Regions from separate parts of the Homo sapiens genome. Here region 2 is linked to region 1. A link is a loop called in an ENCODE intact Hi-C map of the cell type or tissue named here. Cell type or tissue: body of pancreas. All regions are shown on one strand. Links, peaks and the distances in the headings refer to the core of each region. The heading gives the core; the rest is flanking DNA.

Region 1 (15,712 bases), core at 2,837-10,836:
AAGTCAGAGCCAAAAGTTAAGTCTAGGTCTCCCTATCTCAAGATGCATTTTTAAAGCAACATCATTGCCTACCTACTATATTAGGCAGATCCTAAATAAGGCACTGGGATACAAGGGAGTATGAGCCCCGGACCCTGTCCTCAAGCAAGTTGGTCAGGTCAGGGAAAATTTCCAAGAGGAAAAAAGCTTTGGGTTGAACCCAAAGGATGGGGGAAATCAGCATACTGTAAGCAAAAGAGGAGGGACAGGCACTGTAGGAGTAGAAAAAGCATGAACAAAAGCATAAAAAGGAAAAGCCCGACAAGTTCAAGGGAACAATAGGGAGATTGGCTTGATTAGAGTGTGTTTATTTGTTGGGGTGGGAGAAGTTAGCCAGCAGGGGCTTAATAAATATTTGTGGGTTTGAATAACAGCAGATAAGGTGAAAAGGGCAGGTCCAACTTACAGAGGGCCTTGAAAGCTAAGCCGAAGAAAATACAATTAACCAACAAATAATGTGGACAAACCTGAAATCTCACTAGTAATAAAAACAATGCAAACTGAAAAAAACACGGAAATTTCCCCCTCACATTCCCTTAAATGAACATTAAAAAAAATTATTATTCTCACTACTAGGAAGACTATACATAACTGGTAAATTTGTAAACTGATATAATCTTATTTTTTAAAAGGCTTGGTTATTAGTTTCATTGAATGTTTATATTCTTTAACCCAGCATTTTCGCTGCTGATCATTTATCCCCTCAAAAAATCCAAAAAAACATGCCTCTCTCTGCATAAGAGAATATTCCCTGCATCACTTTTTATTATGTGGAAAATCAGATGGAATGTAATGCTCAATGATAAGTAGGTGGTTAAAACAAAAAAAGTTTCTTAGAAAGTGTTTTAAAAACGAAAAGGACCAATTAGATGGGTATGACTTTAGACTGTAGGCAACAGAAAGCTAATAAAAATTCCTGAGTAGGAAGGTGACATGGGAAAAAATGTTTTTCAAGAAATCCGACAAGGGCCGGGTGTGGCTCATGCCTGCAATCTTAGCACTATGGAAGGCTGAGGCAGGCAGATCACTTGAGCTCAGGAGTTTGAGGCCAGCATGGGCAACATGACAAAACCCCATCTCTAAAAATAACACAAAAATTAGCCAGGTGGGGTGGCACACCTGTAGCCCCAACTACTTGGGGGCTGAGGCAAGAGAATTGCTTGAACCCAGGAGGTCGAGGCAGCAGTGGGCTGAGATCGCCCCACTGCACTTCACTCTGGGTGACACGGTGAGACCTTGTCTCAAAAAAAAAAAAAAAAAAAGAAAGAAGGAAAAGAAAAGAAATCTGACAATATGTAAATAGAGTCTGAGGCCAGTTATAACCTTTGACACATAAATTACACCTAGGAGAATCTATCTGTAGGAAATAACCCTACACATTAAAACATTTTATACGTAAAGATGCTCACCATACCATTACTAATAATATTAAAAACTAGGGGGGAAACGAAATGTTTAATAGTAGTAGAATTATCAAGTAAACTACGATTTGTCCATTATAAGGAATGTTACTTAAGCACCTCTTAGAAGATGAATGATTACATAACTACATGAAAAATGCCTCCTATAAGCGAAAAAGGGAGGATACAAAACTGTGTGTATATAATAATTAGTAATATACCTTATAAAAACTGAACACTCACGAATGAGAAAATGACAGGAAAATGCAACAAAATGCTAACAAAAATTGTATTTGAGTGACAAGAATAAGACTCTAACTTTTTCATATTCTCCATTATTTTAAATAAGCATATACTACTTTCAACATAAAAAGAGGGAACAAAAGTGAAACAGATAGAGGCAACAAGACCTAGCCTAGACCACAGCATAATCCATTCATCCACCTGGCTTTGGAAGACTCCGCAGTTTCACTAGACTTAGCTAACCTGTAAAATCAGCAGTGAACTGGTAGCAAGGAAGAGATAATCTCAGTTGAAGAATATTTGTTTTGAATATAAGGAAACAGAGCTCATCTATGGGATGGGTAGTGATAATGGGGAGGACCTGAGGGACAAAAGACTGACCGTAGTAAGAAAAAATAAATGTAGGAAAAGAGTTGGAGTCTATAGGCCTACTGAAAACATACAGGTGTTTTTCTTCAATTCACACTTGGACTCAGGTCTCTAAAGGTCCGTGGTTCTCCTAAGTAAATATACCAAAAATTACAAATTTCAGGGGAACAGAGAATATTGCTAAATACTCATTTACTGTCACCCCCCAAAATAAAAATATTGACAATTATATCATAGAGTATCTCTGATTATAAAGAATACACACCTGGCTGGGCATGGTGGCTCACATCTATAATCCCAGCACTTTGGGAGACCGAGGCAGGAGGATCACTTGAGCCCAGGACTTTGAGACCAGCCTGGGCAATGTAGTGAGACTCTCTCTCTACAAAAAATTATAAAAATTCGCTAGGCAGGGTGGTGCACATCTGTAGTCCCAGTTACTCGGCGGCGGGGCTGAGGTGGGAGGATCACTTGAGCCTGGGAAGTCAAGACTGCAGTGACCTATGATTGTGCTACTGCACTCCAGCCTAGGTGACAAAACAAGACTCTGTCCCAAAAAGCAAAATAAAGTAATATAAAGAGTACATATCTAAAATTGGTAAGTTTCTCTGAGAAGTAGGGAAACCTCTTGTAAACAGCAAACACAACTCCAAGCATTTCCTAATATATAGGCTAAAACATATACATCATAGACAGAACATGTAACAACAATCAAACACTTACTTGAGTTATACTAGAATAATACTATAACATTTGGTTCCTAATTAATGATTGTTCCCTCTTCTTCGTTTTTATCACTATTGTCACTTCACAATAAGACTTACCTGTTCTGTAATGATTTTGTGCCTGTTGGTTTTTGTTTTGTTTCATTTCCAGCACACTGTATGCTCCCTAAGAATAAGTTGCTAATGCCTGCACTAAGTCTGGCATACAGTTGATCCTTAATACATAATGAAGATATTAGATCATGCACACAAACCCACTCAAGACTAAGATAAATGAACCAAGAAACATGTTTCCTTTTGCTATTTTGATTAAAGAAATTCTACAAAGAGTGATATTATACACAAGGCCCTGAAAAACCGTTAAACTTCGATTTAACAGGGATTGGGGGAAGAAAAGTTTCCAGAGAAAGAAACCTCCATAAAAAATGCCATGGATGTCATGGAATTTGATCTTCATGGGACAGCCAACCAGTTTGGCAGTGCATGACAGCACAATTTTGAAGGTAGCCAAGGCTGAAAACAGAAAGGTTAAAAACAGGCAAGTATTTAAGTATGATATCTCCAGAGATGGAAAGCCCACAACTTATAGTCATATGGCAATTGAAATACGTTTTTCCAAAGACATAAATGCTATAAATGGTGGCACTGCAGACAGCCCACAGAAATTACTTCACCATTGAAACACTACACTTTTGCAACAATTAAAAATTGAAACCTATGCTACTATAATATTGATAACTAATCAAAACAAGAGAATCATTGAAAGAACCTCTTTTATTTCCTTGAAGTGTTTGAAGCTAAACGGAAAGTTGGCTTAATTAAAGCATGAAAGAGATGGAGATGATGACCTGGTGCTAGGTTTCTGGGGAAAACCGGGCACTTGTCACTCTTAAAGGCCAGTGACAATGTGTTTTTAGTACATATAACTTCATTTCCAAATACAGCCACCTGTCACTTAACAACAGGGATATGTTCTCAGAAGTGTGTCATTAGACAATTGCATTGTAGTGTAAACATCGTAGAGTATACTTATACAACCCTACATGGTATAACCCATTACATAGCTAGGCTATATGGTATAGCCTATTACTCCTATGCTACAAACCTGTACAACATGTTATTGTACTAAATACTGTAGGCAATACTAACACAGTAAGTATATGTGTATCTAAACATACTAAGCATAGAAAAAGAATAAAATATGCTATAAGAGATAAAAAAAAATGGCACACCTGTCTAGGGCAGTTACCACGAATGGAGCCTGCAGGACTGGAAGTTGTTCTGGGGTGAGTCAGAGTGAGTGGTGGGTGAACATGAAGGCCTAGAACACTGCTGTACACTACTGGAGACTTTATAAACACTGTATCCTAAGGCTACACTAAATTGATTTAAAAAATTTTTTCCTTCTATAGTAAATTAATCTTAGCTTACTGTAACTTTTACTTTATAAACTTAAAATTTTTAACTTTTTGATCTTTTGTAACAAAGGTTAAAACACATTATTCAGCTGTACAAAAACATTTCCTTTCTTTATACACTTATTCTATAAGCTTTTCCTATTTTTAAAATTTATTATCCTACTTTTTAAACTTGTTTGTTAAAAAGAAAACATGAACATTAGCCTAGGCCTACACAAGGTCAAGATCATCAATATCCCACCTCTACATTCTGTCGCACTGAAAGGTCATCAGGAGCAATAACAAGCATGGAGCTGTTGTCTCCTATGAGAACGACACCCTCTTCTGGATACCCCCGAAGGACCCGCCCGAGCCAGTTTTACAGTTAACTTTTTTTTTAATAAGTAGGAGTACACTCTAAAATAACAATAAAAGATATATTATAGTAAATACATAAACCAGTAACATCATCGTTTTGTGTCAAGTATCACATTATGGTACATAATCGTACATGTTAGGCTTTTTTTTTTGAGACAGAGTCTCACTCTCACCCAGGCTGGAGTGCAGTGGCGCGATCTTGGCTCACCACAACCTCTGCCTCCTGGGCTCAAGCGATTCTCCTGCCTCAGCCTCCCGAGTAGCTGGGATTACAGGCGCCTGCCACCACACCCAGCTAATTTTTGTATTTTTAGTAGAGACGAGGTTTCACCATGTTGGCCAGGCTGGTCTCAGACTCCTGACCTCAGGTGATCCATCTGCCTCGGCCTCCCAGATTACAGGGATTACGGGTGTGAGCCACCGCGCCCGGCCCATGCTTGACTTTTATACAACTGACAGCACAGCAGAGGTAGGTTTTACACCAGCATCACCACAAACATGCGACTAACACATTGTGCTGAGACATCATAGGGGATAGGAATTTTTCAGCTCCACTATAATCTTATGGAACCATCGTCATATATGTGGTCTGTCATTGACTGAAATGTTATGTGGGGCATGACTGTACAGGTAGGAGAGGCATATCATCAATACTGCTCTGTGTTTGTAAACCATGACCTGAATCACTTAGTGTCATATGGATAGAGCAAAAGAAGGAAGAAAGATACAGAAATAGATGACATTTTCTCACCTTAATGGAAGAAGAATTAAAGAGATGGGGGTTTAAAGAGGATGTGTGTTTTAAGACTGTGAGAAAGAGCTCTGTTCCAGGTACAATTACACAGTGAAGCTGAAGTGAGGAAATGGGAGGAGTGGAACATGCAGGCTCTTCCCCTGAGAGAGAGGAAAGGAGTTCACAGAGTACTGACAGCTTTCCACTTTGTTTTAGAGTTACGTTTACAGCCGAGTTCAAGTGTTATCTCTCCTCCTCCACTCTTCCCCAAAGATTTCGACCATATTTTATAAATGTCTGTACTCCCCTTAGTACTCAGATCCTTGAACCTTGCAAACGTCTGTGCTGAATGAATGATGAAGAAAAAAAATGTTGAATCATCTAAACAGGACACTAATCATAGAAAATGGAACCAGCGGCATAAGAAGGCTTTGCTTATAGGGGGCAAAAGAAGAAATCAAGTGAATTGAAGGAGGGAAGTATGCAATTGACCATTTATATGTATCTAAATCAACTTCAGGTATTCAGAATTTGAGTGATCATAGAGATAAATAAAAGAAAGATGAAGATGTCTGAAGAGTATTAGATGCTTCTAGAATTGTGTTTATAGAGTGGAAAATTCTAGCCCTCCAAGATTTAGTAACCTGTTTCTTTCTCAAGAGAAGTTAGTCTGACCCCGTCTTCTACTAAGCCTGAGCGGTCTGCCCTGACCCAGACCGCCTCATGGACCACTTCTATAGAGGCAGTATATGCTGAAAAAAACATTTAGAGTTTAGAGGACAGAAAAGAAAGAAACGTAGCAAACAGAGAAAGAGAGATTGTTCAGGACAACTGACCTAAGTTGAGTTCAGAGACCAAGAAGTTACATCAAAACACTTGGTTCATAAATAAAAATAATTAATAATCCCAACAAATTTAGAAAGACGGCTGGGCATGGTGGCTCACACCTGTAATCCTATCACTTTGGGAGGCTGAGGTGGGTGGATCACTTGAGCTCAGGAATTTGAGACCAGCCTGGGCAAATGGCGAAACCCGGTCTCTACAAAGAATACAAAAATTAGCCAGGCATGGTGTCACGCACGTGTAGCCCCAGCTACTTGGGAGGTTGAGGCGGCGGGAGGATGGCTTGAGCCCAGCAGGCAGAGGTTGCAGTGAGCCAAGGTTGTGCCAGCCACTGCACTCCAGCCTGGGCGACAGAGCTAGGCCCTGTCTTAAAAAAAAAAAAAAAAAAAAAAAACCTAGAAAGACTATTTGACTTCACATTATTTGGCCTTACAAGAAGAAAATCAATGTGATAATATAGAGGTGAAATTCGAAAGTGAATTAGAGTTTATATTAAAAAACAATGTTAACATTCTGTTAGCTTGTTAGAGATTAGCTCTGAACCAGGGAGACATTTCATATTGCAGAATAGCATTTTCGTGGTTAGGAACTGATTACATTCTACTCAGAATCTCTATTTTAACGTTCTACAAAACTTAGTAAAGTCATGTGTAAAGACACACACTTTGTTCCTGGGTGAGATTTTTATAATGCAAGCTGCTTACAGGAATGAATTTTATGGAATCATATATCTAGACACTTGTACTACTTCACATCTTTTAATAATTACATAAAGAAAATACATAAAAGAAAAACATATTTTCCTATTAAGCTAAAATACTACATACATAGTCTTAAGTCACTGTTCTTAACACAAACATTTTCAGAGCTTTTCAGATAGCCTAGAAGAATGTAGTAGCACACATGATTAGTTGCCTAATCAATATTTATTCCTCTATCTCATCCTTCCTCTTAACAGAACTGATTTTGGTTGGGTATTCACCCTTCTGAGTAGTCACGTGCTTCGGGGAGGACCAGCACCAACCCCAGACCCAACTGATGAATCCTATTAGTCTAATTATAGTGGATCTATTTCTATCACCAGGGATAAGCTGGGCCATGCTAAGATGTTAACTCTGGCCAACAAGATATGAAGAAAAGTGTGTAGAGTGTGGAGGTGGGAACATGGGAACATAAACAGGAGGAAATGCTGTTGCTCTTAAAAAGAAACAGAAATGCACAAGGCCACTGGGTATTGTGCCTAGACACTGCAGTGTCTGGATATGATGGCTGGAACTGAAGCCATCTTGCAACCATGAAGGAAGCTTGCCTGGGGCTCATGGCATCACATCAAGGATGGCACAGCAGAAACAAGAAGGGAAATCGGAGTCTCTGATGATGTTTTCAACCTCAAAAGAATCAATCCTCTTTAAAATTTCCTGGTTATATATGGGATAGTAAGTTGTCTGTATTTAAATTTTGATTTGGGTTTACTGTTATTCGCAGCCAAAAGGATTCTAGCTGCATAAGTCTGAATTATTTCAAGCCTCTGGGTAAATGTTAACAGACGGTGCTATTACTGTGGGGATTAGGAATGACAACAACAGAGTGTGCTACTTAATTTACTAGCAAGACTGTATTTCAAAGCTGGTTACTATGTTATGTCGTTCTCCCTGTCGGCACTCTTCACCCACCCCACAAACAGATACATATATCACAGTCATGCAAGTTAGGTACTAATCTTGCTGATCAGTTCACCAACTGTATTATAGGCACTATCTTCCCCATACTAATGGTCAAATCATTGGGAAAATGGAAATTATGTTCTTCTGACAAAATGTTAGAAGATTCTAACCTAGAATATAAAGTTCATTCTCTCAAAGAGGCATTTTGGTTATTATAGAATTTTTAAAGGTCTACAATTATGAAATTTTCCTAGATTCAAATGTATTGACTACCTACTATATGTAGGACGCTATTTTACATTTTTATCTGACAATGTGGGATAATTTACAGTGTATTTAGCTGTAACTAAAACTAATCCTTTCTGTTGCTGCCAAGATATATCTCAAATATATATGTCTTTCTCACAGTAGATATATCTACTGCTCCTAATAATCAGAAATATGCCTTTCACCTGCTTTAATCAGTATCCCGACAGCAGTATTCCCCAAACTGTTGGATGGAAAAAAAATGGCAATATATGTTCTTTGAGAGAGAGAGAGAGAGAGAGAAGGGAAGAGAGAGAATCTCCATGGTCAAATAATTTAGGGAAATGCTCATACTGCATGCTATATCCCACTCTTGATGATTCTCAAAACACATTATAGCACAGGTCTGAGAAACCTGTCATTATTTAATTCAGCATTTCTAGTCAGTGAATAACAGAAAAATCTATTTTTCACTAAACATCTCTTAATTTCTTGAGAAAACTAGTATTCGTTAAAACATAGGACATATATTCCCCATTAACATAGCTGCTACTCAATTTAGAAGTGGCACTCCCTTTCAAGGCCTTGCATCACATTCTCCATGCCCACCAGCCAGTGGTACAGAATGCAATCACTTCTCAAATAATTCCTAAAGCAATGGTTTTATCACAGAATACTCTGATACAAAGACTTCTAAATGAATCCCAATGTTCTGTAAAATTCAAACTAGTCTCCTGACATGTCTGTTTTCCACACTCACTGATAGTCTCAGAACCTACTACAGTGCCTATGCAGACTAAGTGACCATGAATCCTTGCTCTAGGAATGAATGACTGAATGAACACTTCCACATGTCCTCTCTTTCCTCATCTGATTCATCTTTTAATTTTCTTAGACATGTACAATGTGTGTTCCAACTTCTACATCTCTGTTTATGTTACATGATCCCATATGCAACACCCTCTTCTCTACCTATTGAAATCCTGACCATCCTTTCAAGTCCGGATTCAACCCAGACTGCTACATGGAGAATGGCCTCATCCTCCTCTGACCTCTTATCCCCTGACAGTCAGTGCCAGAGAGTTTGATTCTCACATTTCCTAAACTAGTTTCCATGTTGGTCTTACCTCTCAATAAATGGTAAACTCCTTGAAATCTCAGACATGTTATAAACTACTTTTGTATATACCAGGATGCCAAGGTCCATAAGGAGTATTCAATGAAAAAATTAAGAGTATATTTTATTTAAAAGTTCAATGTATAACAACAATAGCTGGAAATTCCTGAGATTTCCAAACTGTACATTACTCAAATCAGTAGTTACAAGGACCAAGTTCTGAATAAAGAAATATTATCCAAGTTCTAAAGAAACTGTTCCCTCTGGCTTTAACCTCTTAGACTCCATTTTCTCATTTGGAAAATAGCTCAGTGGTATTGCTCTACAGGTATTGAAGGGGCAAGAAATACTGCTTGTAAACCCCCTGATAAATGAAGACTTTATCTCATACTCCTGGAAGCAATCCTGACGTCTTAAATTATGTAATCCTGGTATTACATTATATTAGTCTGGCCCATATAAAATGTAAGCTACAAAAATACCAAAGCTAAGAAAAAATATTTACTCATGCTTTTACTAAGATGCAGAAAGAGGATACATGCATTGCCAAAATTCCATAGAACATGCTCAAACTAAAGCAACAATGCCTTAGTTATTAAAGAAGGCAATAGCCTGAAGCAGTACTTAGAAATAAAGATTACTTCGTCCACGTAAGAGTCAATATTTAAGAACACAATGACTAATTCCCACTTCAAGTTCATGAAAACATTTCTTTTGAAGAACTTCTTTTCAGTTAAAAACTTTATTTGTGGTTCTCCTACCTGTAATCTATGAACCTAAGAATGAACAAAAACTTGAAACATGAAACTCTCTAATAGGCCAAAGTGTCAGTACAGACTTAATTCTGACTTTAGGAACATCTCAACCAGGGTTACACAAAACTTGTACTTTACCTCTCAGTCTCCAAAAATACTCATTTATCTACTCTGCCTAAAGAGTAGATAAATGATTGAATGTTAATTCTACAAACAACTCTGGAAAATGCATGAATGACACTCCAGACTATACCAAAACACTAGAGCTCTTAACTTACTTTCAAATCATTAATATTTATAATCTTATGATAATTAAAGCACCTCTTTGAGAAAATTAACTTCATACTTTAAATCAGAATCATCTGAATCCAAACTACTATTACTGTTGCTAACAGAAACTTCATTTCTAAATAATCGACTGATTTTTTAAAATGTTTTAGTTGAGCTTATTGTGAACTAAAAATAACCATTAAATTCTATCACCAGCACTAGCTCTGTGACCTTACACAAATTGCTTAACTTTTCTGCACCTCAATTTTCAGATCTGCAAAATGAGAATGAGACTGGATGACTTCCTAGGTCCTCTCAAAGATAAAAACAAATAATAATAATGGTTATTAGTATCATTTTAATTAAAGATATCAATGAAAGACATAAGCACACACTCTAGAGAAAGAGTTAAGTCTAGAGAAATCATAAGAATTATCATAAGCCTCAAAATCCTCTATCAATAGCACCAAACTATTATCAAACATAAGAGTTTTATAGAGATAAATGTTAAAAAAAAAAAAAGTTAACTTCTTGCTAGCAACACTGATATCCTTATTGGGGTAATTTCATTCATTCTCTACTTTCTAACCAGAAAACTAAGATTTCTACCTTCATAGTTTTACGACATTCCCGGTTGACATTAGAAACCTTGAGCCTTGCTCCTCTCCTCCCTCACCTCTGTCTACATGAGAACAGCGAGGGGCTCATTGAGGTAAATAACATTCATGCACCAAAAAATACACATCCTTATTGTCTTTTACCGTCCAGATAAAGAATCTTAAAGTCAACCCAAAACAAAATTCTCCTCTGGTTTACTCCTACCTTTCCTGCTAAAATCAACCTACTATGTGGGAGATTTGAGATTATTGGTCAACATTCAGACTTTGGGTGAAGTGGCTAATTTCCCAAAGAGTCTGACAAAATAAAATCTAAAGCCAACTCCAAAAAGGTGACACCCTGCCCATGAGGGAATCCGTTGTTTGGTGTGTAACAGCATGTGCTCTGCAGATGGAGCTCGCTTTGTGTTCTAGTTCTGCCACTTTCTGGCTGTATGGCCACAGGCAAGTAGCTAAACCTCATGAGCCTTAGGTCCCTCTTCTGTGAAATGAGGATGATACTGCCTACCTCGCAGAGCTGTGATCTCGGCTAAGTTAGACATGTATAAAGGGTCTGGCATGGCCCACGCACTAAAGAAATGTTACCTTCCTTCACAACTTCTCCTGTCCTTCTACACAACTGAACAGAGACTCCAGCACCACAGATAACTGCCATATTCTTCATCAGACTTGGAGTCCCCTAGGGCAGAGAGTATTTCTGATTTATCTTTGGATCCCAGTAACTAGCAGAGGGCCTGGCCCAGAGTAAAAACATAATAAATGCTTGTTCAGTGGAGAAAATTAGAACTGTTTGGGTTTGAGGATGTTAATATTACCCTGGCCGCTCACGCCTATAATCCCAGCACTTTGGGAGGCTGAGGCAGGCGATCACAAGGTCAGGAGTTCAAGACTAATCTGGCCAATGTAGTGAAACCCCATTTCTACTAAAAAAAAAAAATTTCAAAAAATTAGCCAGGTGTGGTAGTGTGCACCTGTAATCCCAGCTACTCGGGAGGCTGAGGCAGGAGAATTGCGTGAACCCGGGAGGCAGAGGTTGCAGTGAGTTGAGATCCTGCCATTCAACTCCAGCCCAGGCAACAGTGCGAGACTCTGTCTTGGGGGGGAAAAAAAAAAAAAAGAAAAAAAAATTACCCCGGCCACAGTCAAAAGAAAATTCTGTTTTTCAATTTGGCCAAATAGGGCTTGCTACAAGTTACTATGTAGTTCGAAGCAAATAAGCTATTCTGAATTCTAATAATTACATTCTCTAAAATATGAAAACCCAATTGCCCTGCAGCTTTCAATTTTAGTTTTGAGAATTCAATTCTTTCCCAAACAATAGCGTGGGTAACCACAGAAACTTGTGGAATCTCTTTTCCTAGAAAACATGAAGAACAGGAGAGAAGCCAGTCTGTCTGGAAATTGCTTCAAAATCTCTCTATAAGCACGATGCTGGACTGGATTAGATGCCCCTTGAAGGATCCTTCCAGACCTACACCACTAAAATGCTAAGAAAAATAACTAAAATAATTCTCTATCACTTATACCCTGGAAAATAAAATAAATACAATTTAACATCTCCCAACATAGTCACTAGAAACAATTTTACTTGGATCATCCCATGATTTTAGAAACACATTTTCTTCTTAAATTGTACTAAATTATCCTAAGCTATTAATTTGAATATGAGCTCTCTTTAATAAGACAGAATAGAGATTGTACTTAACACAGTAAACAAAACTATTATTTTGTTCCTCTTTCAATCTACCTGTTTCCATGTACCCCAAATCTACTCATTTCCCAATGCCTTGTAAAAAATACTACTTCCCCCCAACATATACTCCACTCAATTCTACCATTTATAAATTTCTAATGTGTTCATCACTCACATCACATTGTACAGGTGATTTTTATATGGTGTCTCCTATTTGTATCTGACTCACATGTAACAATTTTTGTCTTCCTAACTGAACTGTAAACTCCTTGAGTAAGATCCAAGTTTTATATTCTTCATGTACTCCCCTATTATGTTAATACTGAGTTCATGATAAGTGCTTTCAAATTCTCATTGGCTCACTGATTTAAGGTGGAGAGTGTGCAAAAGCTAGACAATGCTATACATTAAGAACCTGCATGAAGCTTTGGCAAAGCACACTCCAAGAAGTCAAAAATAAACCTTTTCTGATTGCTACATATTGACATGTATCATTTAGCTGGGACTCACAGCTGAAAGTTAATACACACAGGGGCTAAAAGGAAAGACCTAGAGCTAAGCGCCATATTAGTTTAGCTCCTGTCCTGTAAGAAATGAGGAGCTATGAAGCTGAGCTCACTCACATGGAGATGGAGGCTATTTTAGAAAACATGCATATTGCACAGGTTGCAGAGCTTTGCTGGTTCTGATTTTACATAAAATCAGTTCTTCATTCTGTCAGGCCAAGTCAGTCACGCAGCAATAAACAGAAAGGAAAAGAGCTTTAAAAGTTAAAATGTAATAATATTACTTTAAAAGCACAAGTGAAACTTCTGTTTTCTCATTCTTTAAAACCCAAAAAACACATCTAAAATAAGACTAATGGGTGCAAAAATTCAGTCATTACAGGTACCCTCTACACACTTACAAAGGATCCTCTGCTCCTTTCTTTATATATGAAACAGGAACTTCTTGTCTGTACTATGCGACAGGGACTGTTCTACGGCACTGGGAATACATCATTTTACCAAACTTACAATTCCAGTAACATTATGTAAAGCCTTACTTTAGTATTTTAAAAAAAGAAAAGACCTCAGGAATATTCCAAACCTTATTTTACAGAGAAGAAAACCAAAGCCCAGAGAGGTTGGCTATTTTGTCTCAGTTGATTATAGTGGTTATATTGTAACAAACGCAGGAGTAGAAACCAGATTTCTTATTTCTCCTCTAGTAACAAAATTTACTTATTCATTAGGCAATTATTCCTATATGCCTTCTATATGCCAGATACTATGCTAGACTCTAGGTACCCAAGAATGGTTAAGATACTGACCTTGTCCTCAAAAAGCACGGTCTTAAGAGCAAGACAATCAGATGAGTACAATCACAGAAGTGGTAACAGAAAGAAAAACCAAACTATATCTCTAATTGCCTAGGACTTCCAATATGTTAAAGAAAATGAACTTCTAATAGTTTGTTTTATCCTCACAATAGCCCTAGGAGTAGACAGCACAGATCTTATTATTCCTGGTATATAGATGGAGAAACTGAAGTGCAAAGTGGATAAGGGGGCCTATTAAGGTCATCTCCAGTGGCAGCAAAATGCCTAGAAACCAGGTTTGTTTACTCCAAGTCAGACCTTTATTTCCCATTAGATGGAAAAAGCAGATGTTCTTTTTATGTCCAGTTCCCTCTGACCAAGAACACACATTTCCAAATTGCGAGCAGGACAATCTGTGGTTGTGAAAGGAAACAACTGACTTGTGAGGTGTGTCACCGGCTGAGGTTAGTTATCCGGTGGATAAGTAACCAACCAAGATATCATTATTACTAGCCTTCTTAAAGTGCCCATTACGTACCCAGAACAGATGAAAAAGGTCCTTCCTTCAGAAAGTTAATATTGGAAGGAACAGGCATATAAACATTTAAACAAAAAGTGACATAATTAAACAAACTAAAACTAAAAGAACCATCACAAGCAACTGCAAATTTAAGACACTAAAGGTTTTGCAAAGCAAACCTAATGGGAGCTGCCAAGAAATATATCTTCATGGGTTAAACAGGGAACAGAAGCCTTGTACACATAATGGTCCATACCGATCTTCAGATTACTAAAATTAAAAGCTCTCACATTCTTCACAGTTAAAAACTTCTCATTCCTATTTCCTTTTTTCTAGAAATCTTATATATTTTGTAATCTTTCCTATCCAAGAGGAATAAATTTATAATGGAGGTTTCCATCATTGTAACTTTGGCAAAAAATTAAAATTGTATAGTATCACTGCCCTATTCTTCCTCCCTCAGATACAACCTAAATGAGGTTTTCTCATTTTCTGATCATTTTCTCCTATACATAGTAAAATGTATATATATTTATATATATATTCAAGAATCACTTCATAAAAAACAAAAAAAAATTTTCTTCAAGTTCAGTTTTAAACATTAATTTTACTTGTTTGATGACTTAATATCATATTTCATTTATACCAGTATTTATCAAGGCCTTATAACATGACCCAACTGTTTTAAACTGTAGCACACTGGAGAATTATTAACAAAATAGACAAAGCTAAGGAGAAACAAATATTAGTGATTTCAAGTTAGTGACAGGAAGAATTTCTTTAAGAACAGGCTAAAAAATAAAAATTATAATCATCCCTCCACAAGAGTAATGTTTTATTTATTTAAAAAATACTCAGTTAAAAAAAAAATTAAAAAGCTCTCTGGTATTGCCTGAACATGCTCAAGGGATTTATACTTACAGCCAGTTACCTTCCTTTTAAATATCTGGTGAATGTTACAGGGTGACAAGAAGCAATTTAAATGATAATTCGGAAATACCATAGTAGGTTTCATTAGAATTATCACTAGTACATCACAAAATGATTTCATATTTTTTTAATTCCTAAGATTTAGTTCCATCACACAAAAATGCATTTCAATAAACATTAGCTTAAAACTTAAATATGAAGCATAATGACTTTTTTAGGGAAGAAGGGAATAGGGCTTTGAATATAACTCTAGATCCTCAAGAGAAAGACCACTGGGCCAAACTGGATCCTAAATAAAGTTAAGGAAGTAATTAAATGTGCAGCAACAGTGACATCTAGTGTTAACAACTGCAAGTCAATTAGATTACCATTAAATCCTCTTAAGTGCTAAAAAACAACTATTCAAAGCTTTTCTTCTTTAAAAACAAACAGATCTTGTGCATTTTTATCTAAAAACTACCCAAAATCAAAAT
Region 2 (15,712 bases), core at 3,529-11,528, 240 kb before region 1:
GACACCCCGGGATCACCTGATGCATGCTCTCCACACAGGCCACGAGGTCATCACTCTCTCCCAACAGCCATCCCAGCAGGATGGGCAGTCCAGGGGCCAACTGGTCCCACTGCTGGAGCAGATCACACAGGACGGCCAGGGCCAGGGCCAGAGCGATGGAGGCATCCACCTGGCAGAAGGCAAACTCTGCAAAGACAGGAGAAAGGTGAGCAATGAATATACTGCTCAGGGCCGACCCCAGGGCAGCCTGCAGGACCCTGGGAACAATAAAGGCCTCAGGTAAAATCGCTGCCACCAGCCTGGCAGGGAAGCTGGTAGGGTGGGCTCACTGGAGACGATTAATCACCTTCTGAATCCTGCTATTTATACTGTTAGAATGAGTCATAGGCCTGAACCCACTGTTTCCATGCCCCCTAACTCAGTGTGGACAGAAGCAGTTCCATCTGCAGGATTAGAGAGTTATCTCCCCTCTGCTCCTCCAGTGTCACCAGAAGGATCAGGAAGGCTTCCCTGTCCAGTGTCTCCTCTGCACATCTGCCTGGATTTGACTGGTTTGCCCTTTCCTTGGAAAGCAGATCTCTTGGGCACAAGACACATCCTAGAGCAGGGCATCGGCAAGCTTTTCCTTAAAGGGCCAGAGAGTCAATATTTTAGACTTTGCAAGCCTATACCTCCTCACCTCGGCTGAAAGCAGCCATGGACAATCTGTAAACAAATGGTTGTGGCTGTGTTCCAATAAAACTTTATTTATGGACACTGAAATTTGAATTTAATGTGTCACAAAATATTATTTTTTCCCAACCAATTAAAAATGTAAAAACCATTGATAGCTCATGGGCTGTAAAAAGCAGGTGGTAGGCTGCATTTGGCTCCTATTTTGCTGCCCTCTGTCTCGGAGTTTTTTGTTTTTGGACCCTTGTTTTCCTGGGTGCTTGGAGGAAGGGCACTGAAAGAATAGAAGGGTGCAGAAAGAGGAAGCAGGGGGCCTTGGGGAAACCATTGCTTATTTCAACATTTGGCCTTAGACAATCCTAAATATGGGTTTGGAGGGAGGCTCAGGGGTGTTGTCACTTCCCCTAACAACTCTGCCCCTCCCATCCCAAACCTGGAGGGTGTCTGAAACACGGGACTGAAAGCCCACTGCACAATGGACCTCTGTAGGCCCATCTTGCACCAACTGACATTGAAAGGCCTGTCTTTCAATGATGCATTTCTATTGAGCCCTGATCACTCCCAAATCCACATCTCTAACTTGAGCACACAGACTTACCCTGACCATCTGGCCCCCGAAAGACTTACTCGGCACACAGGCAGACGACCGAGAATCTGCAACAGCAGGCTTAGTTCCCGTGGGTGTTGAACCAGGCTTACTGGGATGGCCCCACTGAGGGCCTAGTGAGTGCCAGGCCCTGATCAAATGCTGTCTCCCCAGTCCTTCTAGCATCCTATGGGTTGGGTATTATGTAACCCACTTGCACACATCAAGAAATTACAGTTGGCAACAAGTTTCATGGTGCATGCAAAGCGCAGATTTGGAGACCCAGCATCAACAATCCAGAGGTTTTGATGGTGGGGTCAGCAGGGGTAGTGACCCTGCAGTAGGGCCAGGACTATTCAGAGGTCACACAGCAGCACCTAGTTGCATGTAAGCAGGTGAAAGTACTGATCTCACCATCTTGAGAGCTCCAGATAAGTCCCCCAGGACACTTGCCCTTTAGTGTCCCCGTTCCCCATGCTGCTTGCTCTGCAGCCTAGAACCCAGATTTAAACCAGGAAACAGAAAAGGGGAGGGGGTGAAGGTGCATTTTGGCTGTGGGTCTGAGCCATGTGTTGACTGGGCCTCTACCTACAATACAATCTCCATTTTTACCTCTACCTAACTCCTTTCTGCAGTTCTCAATTGGCTGAGAATCTGTATAGAGAAGGGATAATTAAGTGGCCTTTTTCTTTCTTTTTTCCCTTCAACTTTTATTGATTGATTGAGACAGAGTCTGTTGCCCAGGCTGGAGTACAGTGGCGTGATCTTGGCTCACTGCAACCTCCGCCTCCTGGGTTCAAGCAATTCTCCTGCCTTAGCCCCCAAGTAGCTGGGACTATAGGCATGTGCCACCACACCCAGATAATTTTGTTTTTGCCCAGCTAATTTTTGTATTTTTTGTAGAGACTGGGTTTCACCATGTTGGCCCGGCTGGTCTCAAACTCCTGACCTCAAGTGATCTACCCACCTCAGCCTTCCAAAGTGCTGGGATTACAGGTATGAGCCGCTGCACCCAGTGGGTTTATCACTCTTTTTTTTTTTCTCAGACTGAGTCTTGCTGTATTGCCCAGGCTTGTGTGCAGTGGCGTGATCTCAGCTCACTGCAACCTCCACCTCCCGGGTTCAAGCGATTCTCCTGCCTCGGCCTCCTGAGTAACTGGGATTACAGGCTCCTGCCACCATGGCTGGCTAATTTTTGTATTTTTAGTAGAGATGGGGTTTCACCATGTTGGCCAGGCTAGTCTTGAACTCCTGACCTCAAGTGATTCACCCGCCTCAGCCTTCCAATGCGCTGGGATTACAGGCATGAACCACTGTGCCCAGCTTATCACTTTTTTGTTGTTGTTGTTTTGTCTTGAGACAGAGTTTCGCTCTTGTTGCCCAGGCTGGAGTGCAGTGGCACCATCTCGGCTCACCGCGACCTCCGCTTCCCAGGTTTAAGAGATTCTCCTGCCTCAGCCTCCCAAGTAGCTGGGATTACAGGCATGCGCCACCACACCCGGCTAATTTTGTATTTTTAGTAGAGACGGGGTTTCTCCATGTTAGTCAGGCTGATCTCGAACTCCTGACCTCAAGTGATCTGCCCCCTCGGCTTCCCAAAGTGCTGGGATTACACCCATGAGCCACTGTACCTGGCCTCCCACCACTTTTTTTATGGTCTCCTTAAGGCAAGGACTGAAAGCCCAACAGGGAAGAAAAAAATTTCATCATCCATCAGCAAAATCAGTATCTGCAGCTCAAGTGACATTCCTGTTGAGTCCATAAAGAACCTATGGGGGTGACCAGAGATGCCACCAAGGAAGGCTAGGCTGCTGCACTAGCCCCACCTGACAGGACAGGTAGCCTCTATCCTGCACCATTTTTTTTTTTTGAGACAGAGTCTCGCTCTGTCGCCCAGGCTGGAGTGCAGTGGCGGGATCTCGGCTCACTGCAAGCTCCGTCTCCCGGGTTCATGCCATTCTCCTGCCTCAGCCTCCCGAGTAGCTGGGATTACAGGCACCCGCCACCACGCCCGGCTAAATTTTTTTTGAATTTTTAATAGAGACGGGGTTTCACCGTGTTAGCCATGATGGTCTCGATCTCCTGACCTTGTGATCCACCTGCCTCGGCCTCCCAAAGTGCTGGGATTACAGGCGTGAGCCACCACGCCTGGCCCATCTTGCACCATTTTGCCATGAATCATGGTTAGGAAGGGGCAGGAGAGTGGCGGGATGACAGGCAAAAGGGAAGAGCTGGTGTGATGTGGCCAGAAGTGGGTCTAGATAGAACTCTTAACTACCCAGACTCCAAGCCTGCAAGGCAAGGACAGAAGAGGAAGGAATGCTGAGATGTTTTGGGGATGCGGGGGGAAGGATGAGTTGGATTTAGATCTCCTGCTTGAGGGACCAGCTGCAACCTGCCAAATTCGGTCTCTTACTACCTTGCCCTGGACTAAGACAGCTCAGCCAGAACTGCCTAGATCTCTACTGGCCAAATGCCTTATGAAGGGAGGCTGGAGTAGGGAGAGGAATTTGTCACTTAAGCATGCAGGCCAGCTAGGCTCTTACAGGCTGGCCAGTCCATCAAGGAAACAAGAAAGCAAGCAGCCAAGCAACAAGTGTGTTTTAAGAATCTGCTGAGAGGCTGGGCTCAGTGGCTCACACCTGTAATCCCCTAATTTTGGGAGGCTAAGGTGGAAGGATCACTTGAGACAAGACCGTGTTGCTACAAAAAATAAAGAATCTGCTGTGTATCCAAAACAATCTTGAAAAAGAAAACAAAATTGGAGGACTCACACTTCCTGATTTCAAAACTTACTACAAAGCTATAGGAATAAAGACAGCGTGGGCCGGGCACGGTGGCTCACGCCTGTAATCCCAGCACTTTGGAAGGCCGAGGCGGGTGGATCATGAGGTCAGGATATCGAGACCATCCTGGCTAACATAGTGAAACCCCGTCTCTACTAAAAATACAAAAAAAAAAAAAAAAATTAGCCAGGCATGGTGGTGGGCGCCTGTAGTCCCAGCTACTCGGGAGGCTGAGGCAGGAGAATGGCGTGAACCCGGGAGGCGGAGCTTGCAGTGAGCCGAGATCGCGCCACTGCACACCAGCCTGGGTGATGGAGCAAGACTCTGTCTCAAAAAAAAAAAAAAAAAAACCAGGGAATAAAGACAGCGTGGTACTGGCATAAGGATAGACATATAGATCAACAGAACAGCAAGGGCAGATTACACAAATCAACAGACTGAGAGTCCAGAAACACACCCTCACATTTATGGTCAAATGATTTTTGACAAGGGTACCAAAATAATGGGGAAAAAACGGTCTTTTCAACCAGTAATCCTGGGACAACTGGATACACACCTGCGAAAGAATGACGTTGGACCCCTACCTCACACAATATACAAAAATTAAAATGTACCGAACACCTAAATGTAAGAGCAAAAACTAGAAAACTCATTTGATTTTTTTTTTTTTTTTTTCTGAGATGGAGTCTGTCTGTCACCCAGGCTGGAGTGCAGTGGCGCAATCTCAGCTCACTGCAACCTCTGCTGCCCAGGTTCAAGCAATTCTCCTGCCTCAGCCTCCCTGAGTAGCTGGGATTACAGGTGCCTGCCGCTGTGCCTGGCTAAACTTTTTATATTTTTAGTAGAGACGGGGTTTCACCATCTTGGCCAGGCTGGTCTTGAACTCCTGACCTCGTGATCCACCCGCCTCGGCCTCCCAAAGTGCTGGGATTACAGGCGTGAGCCACCACGCCCGGCCTTGAGCCACCACGCTTGGCCTTAGAAAACTCACAGAAGAAAACATAGAAGTAAATCTGTATGACCTTGAATTAGGCAACTACTTCTTAGATATGACATCAAAAACACAAGCAACACTAGAGAAACTGGGCTTTGTCAGACTGGGTGCTGTGGCTCATGCCTGTAATCCCAGCACTTTGGGAGGCTGAGGTGGGTGGATCACCTGAGGTCAGGAGTTCGAGACCAGCCTGACCCAATAGGGTGAAACCCTGTCTCTACTAAAAATACAAAAATTAGCCAGGCGTGGTGGTGGACACCTGTAGTCCCAGCTACTTGGGAGGCTGAGGCAGGAGAGTTGCTTGAACCCAGGAGGTGGAGGTTGCAGTGAGCCAAGATCGTGCCACTGCACTCCAGCCTGGATGACAGAGCAAGATTCCATCTCAAAAAAAAAAAAAAAAAAAAAAAAAAAAAAAAAAGGAAGGAAAGAAGGAAGGGAGGGAGGAAGGAAAGAAGGGAGAGAAGGAAGACTGGGCTTTGTCAAAATGGAAAACTTTTGTGCTTCAAAGTAACATCAAAAAGAAAGTGAAAGGATAATTCACAGAAAGGGAGAAAATATGAACAAATCCTGTCTCTGACAAGGGACTGTATCTAAACTACATAAAGAACTCTTAATACTCTTAATAAACACATGAAAAGATGCTTAGCATCATTAATCATCAGGAAAATGCAAATCAAAACCCCAGTCACATTCCACTTCACACCCACTGGGATGACTATAATAAAAAAAAGTTAAGTTTTGGCAAAGATGTGGAGAAATTGGAACCCTCATACATTTTTAGTGGGAGTGTAAAATGGTGTAGCCACTTTGGAAAACAGTCTTGCAGTTCTCCTCAAAAGATTAAACCTATGACCCAAAAACTGCACTCCTAGGAGTGTATCTAAGAGAGAGAAAAAAGACACATCCACACAAAAACTTGTACATAAATGTTCATAGCAGCCTTGTTCATAAGAGCCAAGATGTGGAAATAACCCAAATGTCCATCAGCTAATAAATGGATAAATAAAATGCTGTTATAAATTCATACAATGGAATAGTAATCAGCCACAAAAGGGAATGAAGAAGCAGGAGGTCTAGGTGGGAAGGTAAGACAAACACCCAGGCAACAGCAGGGACATCAGGTGCTCAGTGGAGTGGTTCACATGCCAAGAGCTGTGGGAGCTGGGGGTTGGTGGGAGGAAGACGTCAATGTGGGGAATAAATGATCTCCGAGGCTCTTCCTCCCACCGGCTACACTGCTAGGGCAAGAAGAAATATGCCCTAGAATCTTCCTGGAGTGCTTCAAATGGGTGGGGTTAGCTGGTACACATTCATGTCTGTGGTAGGCCTACACAAGTGGGATTAACATGTGGTCATTTGGAATCATGTTGGAAATGTGATGGATCAGCATTTAGAATTGGTTAATCTGGTGCCTTCCATCCTTGTGAAGGGATAACTCACTGGGACTGCAGAGGAGGGAAGCAAACCAGAGCCTTCAGGGCTGCTGCAGTATAGCCTTCATCTTGCTACTGCCCCAGCCACATCAGGGCTCCCCATCCAAGGCAGATGCCTAGCTATCAGAAACCCTGTTATGTGCTGATACTCCCTGGTGCTTCTTCTCTGCCTCCACGATGAGCGCCTCCACCCCCATCCCCCGCCCCCCAACAGGGCTGGAGGTGAAGACCCAGGCCTCACACAGTGTGTTGCCTCCACTACAAATCTCAGCCTCTGATTCCCCCCACTAGGGGAAGTGATTATTAATTTCTAGGCAGGTAGACAGGTAAGTCACAGACTTTGAGGTTGCTTTCAACTACTGAATGAAAGAAAGATGTCAAAGTGGATGTCTTCCAGGTGCCAACCTTGAAAACTATTTCAGACCACGGATTAAAAAGCCCATGGTCTGATTTTAAAGTATTATGGGGGAGATGACTTCTAGACTAAGGCCATTGGTCAAGTCTGCCTTCTAGTCCTTCTCAAGAGAGGGCAATCAGCATAGTAAATGCTGTGCAAATGGCAATGGGTTGAATTCTCCCTGCCCCTAGCTCTGGAGAATCCTCCTTCAGGCATCTGAAAAATCCCTCAGCTTTAGGGGACTGGCCAAGGTGTTGGGTGGCCCTGCCATCCAACCAACTCACCACCCATCCACCCACTCACCCATTCACCCATCAATCTGATATTTTATCTACCCACAAGTATTTATTGATCACCTGTGTGTGGAGGACGCTGTGTGAAACATGAGGAAAACCACCCAGAAAACCACTCTAAGAGAGAGAAGAGTTGCCAGAGGCAAGCTGACCCACACGAAGTGTGACGAAACAGTCGAAGACGGTGTGTGACACAGACAAATTATATCATGAGTAGGGGTAATCAAAAGACAGAAAGGAAAAACAAATGTGGAAGGAGGAGGTGGCTTCACAGACAGGCTAAGCAGGGTGGGTGAGAGGACACACACAACCGAGAGGCAGTGAGGAGCCCAAGCTTGGGCCGCAGGGAGACAAGCTGCCCACTAAAGGGAGGACTGGAGGCGAGGCCAGGCAGGCTGGGGTGGCCTGGGCAGCAAAGGCAGCGTCTGACGGAGTGAGTGTTACTGCACTTTCTTTTTTTCTGAGCAAAAATACATTCAGGTTTCATGAGGCCGTTTCCAGATAACCTCATTATTTCTAGTCTTCTCCATGGTCGTCTTCACTTCCCCTTAGCAGGGGAAGAGCCTGAACTTTAAATTAGTCATGAAAAACAAGCTCGGTTCAGCTGACTCTGCCAGTCAACATTTCCTGGGGCTGCCAGAAGCCTCTCAGTCCCCTACCTCCCCTTACCCTCTACTCCGAGACTAGCCAGGGCTCTCCACCCACCAGGGCCATCAGAGCCCAGGCTCAGAGCTGGGATTCCAGGTGGGGCACTCTGTGAGTACATTCATGGCCATGCTATCAAATGCCATCATTTCAACCTTTACCACCAATTAAAAGCTCCCAGCTGACCCCTACTGGAGACAAATGGCCCAGAGGAAGGTCAGTGTCCTAAGGAATGGAAGGGGATCATCTCCCCAGCTGCAAAGAACCCAGTAGGAAGTCTGGGTCGGGGAACATAGGTGTTTGTGGTTAACAGTCTCTGTCCTTTATCTGAAAATTTAAAAAATTTCATCAAAGAAGAACCAAATGTGCTGGCCAGAGCTCTCAAGGGCAGCCCTAGTCCCAGCATGCACTGGGCCAAGTGCCAGGGCCGGGTGCAGCACCAGGACTATGGCCCACCCTCTCTCTGCCCTCGTCCCTGTCTGTGCCCTTGTCCACAGCCATCCCTTCCCCCAAATCCCTACCTGGCCATGATATTAAGTCTGGGGGGAATTCAGACTTCACCGGGCCCAGGTGGACCCCTCTTCCTTTTTTTTATGTTTATTTTTTTGAGACAGGGTCTCACTCTGTCGCCCAGGCTAGGGCAAAGTGGCACAATCACAGCTCACTGCAGCGACCTCCCAGGCTCAAGTGGTCCTCCCACCTCAGCCTCCCTGGTGGCTGAGACTACAGGCACAAACTACCATGTCCCCCCTAATTTTTGTATTTTTTGTAGAGACGGGTTTTGCCACGTGGCCCAGGTTGGTCTTAAACTCCTGGGCTCAAGTGATCCACACACCTAGGCCTCCCAAGGTGCTAGGATTACTGGTGTGAGCCACTTTGCCTGGCATCCTTTTTGTTTTAAGTCTTAGAGCCTACTATTTAAAAGAAAGTATATGCGGAGGCAGAATCCAAACACACACAACTTGGGTTCTAAGCTGAGTTGTGTCAGCTAAACTGTACTAAACAGTCCCTTTGCACCCCTGTCTGGACTTACCAGCAGTGTCTGGACAGGGGTGCAAAGGGACTATTTAGTACAGCTCACATGGATTTAAAAAAAAATCAGGGCAATTCTCATAAAGATCCAAATTTCTAGCATCTTTTGAAAATTAGGAAAATCAGACTGTGGTGTCTCTAGGCCTGCATTAGAAGACGGCAGCAGCTGCTGGAGCAGAGCGGTGGCCACGCCTACAGAAGGCGGATGCTTCCAGCCTGGGACCGCCCTACTGCCTCCCATCGCGCGCCTTTCACGTGCGTGCTCACTTGAGTGGTCTCTGTGGACATGTGAGTTGGTGACCCCTGTGAAATGGTACTGAAGAAGGCAGCTGGCCCCAGGCCCTCCCCTTACTTTTACAGGAGAGAACACTGAGTCCCTCAACCAAACCTCATCTCAGTGGTCTCCCCACACTGCTATCTGGGCCTTCCCCCTCCCTCCAACTCTCTTGGCTTTGATTCACTCACCATTCCCTGCTCTGGGGTCCCTTCTTCCTCCTTTTCACTTAGCCTGCCGGCCTGTCCCTCAGGACGCAACGCAGATCCTGTGGTGTTTCTCAGCCCACTGGGGACTTTTTCTCCACTGTATCTGCACAGTGCTCAAGGTGTTCACAGATGCTGAGGGGGGCACTTCATGGCTGAACCCTGTGTCTTTCCTTTCCCAGGACTGTCTATAAAACCAACACTGGGTACTGCCCAGATACCACCCGCTTAGCACTTGACTGTGGTCTTATACTATGCAATTTACTTGTGACTTGCATTTTCCCATTGGGGAAAAATCCAAGATTGCAAGAATAAGGTCTAGGTAGATAGAATTATTGTTGCCATTTTATACTCAAGGTGACTGACATTTAGATAAACAACTTGTTCAAGATCATACAGGATACAGGTTGCAAGTGGTAGGGCCAGATACAAATCCAGGCTTATCTGACTCCAGCACTCCAGCACCTATATTCTTTTTTCTTTTTTTTTTCTGTGCAGACAAGGTCTGGCTCTGCCACCCAGGCTGGAGTGCAGTGGTGTGGTCTCAGCTCACTACAACCTCCATCTCCCAGGTCAAGCCATCTTCCCATCTTAGCCTCCCAAGTAGCTAAGACTATAGGCACACCATCATGCTTGGTTAATTTTTGTATTTTTGGTAGAGACAGGGTTTCACCATATTGCCCAGGCTGATCTTGAACTCATGAGCTCAAGTGATCCACCTACCTTGGCCTCCCAAAGTGCCGGGACTACAGGTGTGAGCCACTGTGCCCGGCCCAGCACCTACATTCTTGACCACTTTGCTAAGCTGCTCATAAGTACTGAATACATGGATGGATGGATGGATGAACAGAATGATTATTTTCCGTTTTCCATTCTGTGCCCCTCCTCCACCCTGCCCAGTGCCCCAAGATGCTGATTTCAATAGACTGCCTTACCCAGGTGTCCTTGCCACCGGGCTTCTAGCTGACTTCTCCTAATGTGAAGGGAGCACTGGTATACTGGAGGGTAGAAGTGAGAGGAGTTGGCGGTATTTCTTTCTTGCACCCTCCCCAGAAAGTTGCGAAGATTCTAGCAGTGGCTGCATCCCTCATGGCTAGGGCACCTGCTGGGCAGCTCCTCCTCCCTGACTTCCACTATTCCTGGGGTCTCCCTTTCAGCCAGAGGGGTGGGAAGGGCTTCCTACTGTTCTTGTCTGTAGGTGCCTCAACATCATGACTGCTTCCCTTCACCCATGGTTCTCAGCCAGAGGGCACACTGCTCCTAGGGTACATCTGCCCGTGTCTGGAGACATTTTTGGTTGTCAGAGTCAGAGTTGGTGGTGCTACTGGCATTTAGTAGGTAGGGGCTAGAGATGCTACTCAACATTCTACAGTGTTCACGATAGCCCTACCACCCCAATTAATGTCCACAGTGCCAACGATGAGAAGCCCTGCTGTAGGCCTGCCTCCAATCTCACACAACCGCAAACAGTCCCTTCGTGAACGTCTCTGTGAGTGCTCAGTCTAGTACGCCGGTCTCTATTTGGGGCAGATGTGGAGGGGCTCATCTCCTCACCTCCTTTGTTCTGAAAGGCATCCCCTAGTTCACCCTTCCTCACCAGCTCCTGGGCAGAGAGGTGGCCACAAATGAGAAGCAGCCCCTTCCCAGGCACAACCTGCCGCAGAGCCCTTTCTGTCTTGAGGGGAAAATGTGATTCCAGGTCTGAAGGGAAGGGATACAACACCATCATTTGAAATTTTAAAACTACTTGAGAGAAAACCCTTTAAAATTCTAAGAATTTGCCTTTTCTTCATGCTTTAGCTATTTTCAAATGGAACAAATGGCCTGGGTTCCCCAGAATACCTGCAGGTCCAGTTCCCAAAGAATACAAACTCCACAGAAGTGTTACATGCCTAAAACCTATGACTGCCTGATGTAAACATGTTTCCTGGTGACCTATTATGAAACCAGAAATACCCTAGCAAATCCTTTGTTTTCATTTAAAAGAAAAGATAATTTCAAAATCTTTATTATTATTTTTAATCAACAATACATTCCAAAAAATCTTTATTTTTAAAGTTAAAATAACTATGATTTTAAAAATGTGGGCCCACCTCAAAACACTGGGTAAATAAAATTTTTCCCCTGATTTTAAAAATGGACACAGCCAATATGAATGAAAATAAGCAATTCATAAGAGTTAAAAAGTGTGCACTTCTTATTCAATAGGGACATACTTCACCAAAAAGGGACTGATAAATTATAGCCAGTTAACAGTACACTCAGCTCAAACCCTAGAAAAATACTTGCATTTGTTCACTTCAAACCACAGTAGCAAATAAGGAATGGATTCAAACAAATATTGCTCTCAGAAAATACCATCTGTGAAAAAGACGTGGTTCTCCAGGGGGCTTACAACCTGGAGCTGTCACAGCCTCCAGCCCTTCCGGGTGCTTCCATTATACCCAGTTTTGTGTGCACCTCACTCCTGTTTCCTGTGGCAATCTCTGGAGCTCAGCAGGAAAGGGTACGGCACCCATGGGCTGTTCATGTGGGCTTCATGGCTGTTCTGGAGCAGGTAATAAAGGCCAGTCCTTGGGGCCCTGGTGTGTGAAGGGACAGCAGAGCAAGCAGTGGGCCCTGTCCAGCCATTTTGGCCTGCATTTGGCATTCTTGCATTTGGTGACGATTCCTTTGGGGCCTGAACTGTGTCAGGCCTTTCCTGTGAAAAGTGCAAAGCCAGTCCCTCCACAGCAGATGAGTCCCTCCCTATGCCTGCTCCTTGATGATTTCACTCTGCAGAGCCTCCCAGAGGGTTCGATCGCCTCCAACTCTGACCAGGTGGTAAGTGCCTTGCACTTCATTCCTATCTGCATGGCCACTCACCCCAGAGCACTCCTCCTGGACATGGCAGCACCCAGCCCTCTTCTTTCCTCCCTACCCCTGTGTCATGAGCCAGTGACGGAGGCTTCCACAGACTGGCAAGTGCTGGGCAACCTGAGGTCTGCCTTCCATCAGCCTCCTCTCCTCTGCCTGGGCAGAGTTCACCAGCTCTGAGGACACATTCCACATTCCTCACTGACCAGCCTGGATCTTGAAACTTCTCTTTTTCCTTTCCTTGAAGTCACTTCAGTTTTCTTCAGCTTATTTCACTACTGGAGCTTCTTTCTTTCTTCTTCTTTTTTTTTTTTTTTTTTGAGACGGAGTCTTGCTCTGTCGCCCAGGCTGGAGTGCAGTGGTGTGATCTCGGCTCACTGCAACCTCTGCCTTGTGGGTTCCAGCGATTCTCCTGCCTCAGCCTCCCTAGTAGCTGGGACTACAGGCACATACCACCACGCCTGGCTAATTTTTGTAATTTTAGTAGAGACAGGGTTTCACCATATTGGTCAGGCTGGTCTTGAACCCCTGACCTCAGGTGATCCACCCGCCTTGGCCTCCCAACGTGCTGGGATTATAGGCATGAGCCACCACGCCCAGCAACTTCTTTCTTTTATAAGAAAGTAAGTCTTCTTGGCCTGAGCTCCTAAGACTTACTGGTTCCTTCTGAGTTCTTTGTGAAGCTTCACTGGCCCTCATTGTCACCTGCCTGGTTTCCCACTCCCACCCTCAACCCTCTGAGCTTACTCAGGGCTTCAGGTGGGAGAGAGGAAAAGCAAATGACTGATTCATTTCAACAGAGCTGTCATGAGCAAAAGGCACTGTGCTAGTCTTGAAGAATGTGCCCAGTCAAGGTACTGTAAACACAGCACAGAGCTCAAGAAAGGGGACTGCTTGGCTCCCAAAACACACTGGTGGGATATGGGTGGGTGGTGCAGATGGTCCTGAGGTGTAACTGAAGACTAGAATTTGAAAATCAGAAAAACTCAAGAAGATAATGTTTCTCTCTTGAGGACTTTAACATTACTGCCTCCCAGCTTTATGCAGAATCCAGAAAGTGTCTTACTAGATACTCGCCTCCCAGCCTTATCCAGAATATAGAAAGTTCCCTTACTAGGCGCCCACCTCCGAGCTTTATCCAGAATCCAGAAAGTCTCCTTACTAGGCGCCCGCCTCCCAGCCTTATCTAGAATCCAGAAAGTTTCCTTACTAGGTGCCCACCTCCCAGCCTTATCTAGAATCCAGAAAGTCTGCTTACTAGGCGCCCACCTCCCAGCCTTATCCAGAATCCAGAAAGTTCCCTTACTAGGCACCCGCCTCCCAGTCTTATACAGAATCCAGAGGCTGGACGTGGTGGCTCACGCCTGTAATCCCAGCACTTTGGGAGGCTGAGGCAGGCGGATCACTTGAGGTCAGGAGTTTGAGACCAGCCTGGCCAACATGGCGAAACCCTGTCTCTACTAAAAATATAAAAATTAGCCGGGCACGGTGGTGGGCGCCTGTAGTCCCAGCTACTTGGGAGGCTGAGGCAGGAGAATCACTTGAACCCGGGAGGTGGAGGTTGCAGAGAGCTTAGATTGCGCCACTGCACTCCAGCCTGGGTGACAGAGCAGGACTCGTCTCAAAAACAAACAAACAAACAAACAAACAAAAAAAAACAGAATCCAGAAAGTTCCCTTACTATAGGCACCCTACCTCACCCCCTAGGCCTTTACAGCTCTAAATAGAACAAATACAGTTTATGGTAATGCAATGACCAAATCAAGGTATAAATGACTTTTAAACTCACAACATGATTTTAAGATTTATAAACAGTGTTCAAAATGAAAATGCCTGTGATTTCAAAATTTCTGGGAATTTTATATCTTGAAATGGAGTTTACTCCCCAGAGCTCTCAAGGCCTTTCCTATCTGTCCCCTGTGGCCAACACTCCCCAGCAGCCTCCCTGGAGTGACTACATTTCCCAAAGGCATGGGAAATCACCGCTGACATGGCCCTAGGCTGACGCTGAGTGTGGAGAAGCCTGGAAGGCAGGCAAGAGAAGGGAGAGGTCCACAGAAAACCTTTCAGGAACATGCCAAGGAAGGGAGAACAATTCAGAGTTTAGAGGGCAGCAAGACTCTGGGTTTTGGGCCAACTAAAAAGGAGGAATGCTCAAACTGTTGCGGGATGGATTGAAATTACCTGCTAAGAGGAGCATTTGAGTCTTAAGGGTTTCGAGACTCCAGGGGTCCACTGCCCAGAAAACTTCCCTTCCTTTAAGCACCAGGTCTTCAGTGGAGAAGCTGGGAGGAGGGACTCCAGGAAGAGGCAGGCTGTTTTCTACTTTTCAGTGAATGTTAATAGTGAAGATAATCAGACTACACTGAAAATGGCAGCACATGAAAAAAATTCAAAGTAACCGACCCCAGAAGTCATTTTGTTAGTAACACTAAAAACTGCAAATAACAAGACAATGACTGGGGGAAATTGTGATTTGGTGGAAACAAACACAAAAAATAAAACTCACAAGTTCTAAAACTGGGCATGAAAAGTCCTACTGACTAAAATTGTTGAATAAAAATAAAATCACTATTAAAGGCTGGGCACGGCCGGGTGAGGTGGCTCATGCCTGTAATCACAGGACTTTGGGAGGCTGAGGTGGGGAGATCACCAAAGGTCAGGAGTTGCCAACATGGTGAAGCCCCGTCTCTACTAAAAATATAAAAATCAGCTGGGAGTATTGGCAGGTGCCTGTAATCACAGCTACTCGGGAGGCTGAGGCACGAGAATCGCTTGAACCCAGGAGGCGGAGGTTGCAGTGAGCTGAGATCGCGCCACCGCACTCCAGACTGGCGACAGAGCAAGACTCCGTCTCAAAAAAAAAAAAAAAAAAAAAAAAAAAGGGGGGTGCTGGGCATAGTGGCTCATGCCTATATTCCCAACATTTTGGGAAGCTGATGTGGGAGGATCACTTGAGCCCAGGAGTTCAAGCCCAGCTTGGGCAACATAGTGAGAACCTGTGGCTACAAAAAATTTAAAAATTAGCTGAATGTGGTGGTACATGCCTGTGGTCCCTGCTACTTGGGAAGCTGAGGCGGGAGGATTACTGGAGCCTCAGAGTTCAAGGCTGCAGTAAGCTGTGATCACACTGCTGTACTCCAGCCTGGGCGTCAGAGCAAAACCCTATCTTAAAGCAAAACAAAACAAACAAAAAAAAAGTTGATATTTAAGAAAATAAAGGAGAACTTTAGGAAATGCCTTCACTGCTCCATACAGAAATATATATATATATATATATATATATATATATATAGAGAGAGAGAGAGAGAGAGAGAGAGAGAGAGAGAGAGAGAGAGAGAGAGACAGAGAGAGAGAGAGACAGAGAGAGAGAGAGAGAGACGGAGTCTCGCTCTGTCACCCAGGCTGGAGTGCAGTGGCATGATCTCGGTTCAGTGCAACCTCTGCCTCTCGGGTTCAAGCGATTCTCCCACTTCAGCTTCCTGAGTAGCTGGGATTACAGGCGTGCACCACCATGCCTGGCTAATTTCTTTGTATT

The links. Hi-C counts contacts between places; a loop is a spot of excess contacts. Peaks named below come from ENCODE experiments on the same cell type or tissue, not always from the same donor. Only the 100,000 strongest peaks of a DNase experiment are listed, where the experiment ranks them.
Region 2: it touches region 1 in a loop (2.6-fold over the local background); 53 of 110 quality-filtered maps call a loop at or near these places.

Annotation. Positions count from the first base shown.
Region 1 is chr2:43,468,926-43,484,637 of GRCh38, forward strand. The region is part of intron 26 of THADA (THADA armadillo repeat containing); the gene reads right to left. Among named protein-coding and RNA genes, the nearest start is that of THADA, 120 kb to the right of the region's middle. In body of pancreas, for the core only: no CTCF peak of the experiment used is centred there; no DNase peak of the experiment used is centred there.
Region 2 is chr2:43,232,697-43,248,408 of GRCh38, forward strand. THADA (THADA armadillo repeat containing) reads right to left here. Exons shown (of 38, transcript NM_022065.5): 37 at 17-186. Among named protein-coding and RNA genes, the nearest start is that of LINC01126, 13 kb to the left of the region's middle. In body of pancreas, for the core only: a CTCF peak has its summit at 7,991 (motif pointing left); no DNase peak of the experiment used is centred there; H3K27ac peaks cover 1,692 bases.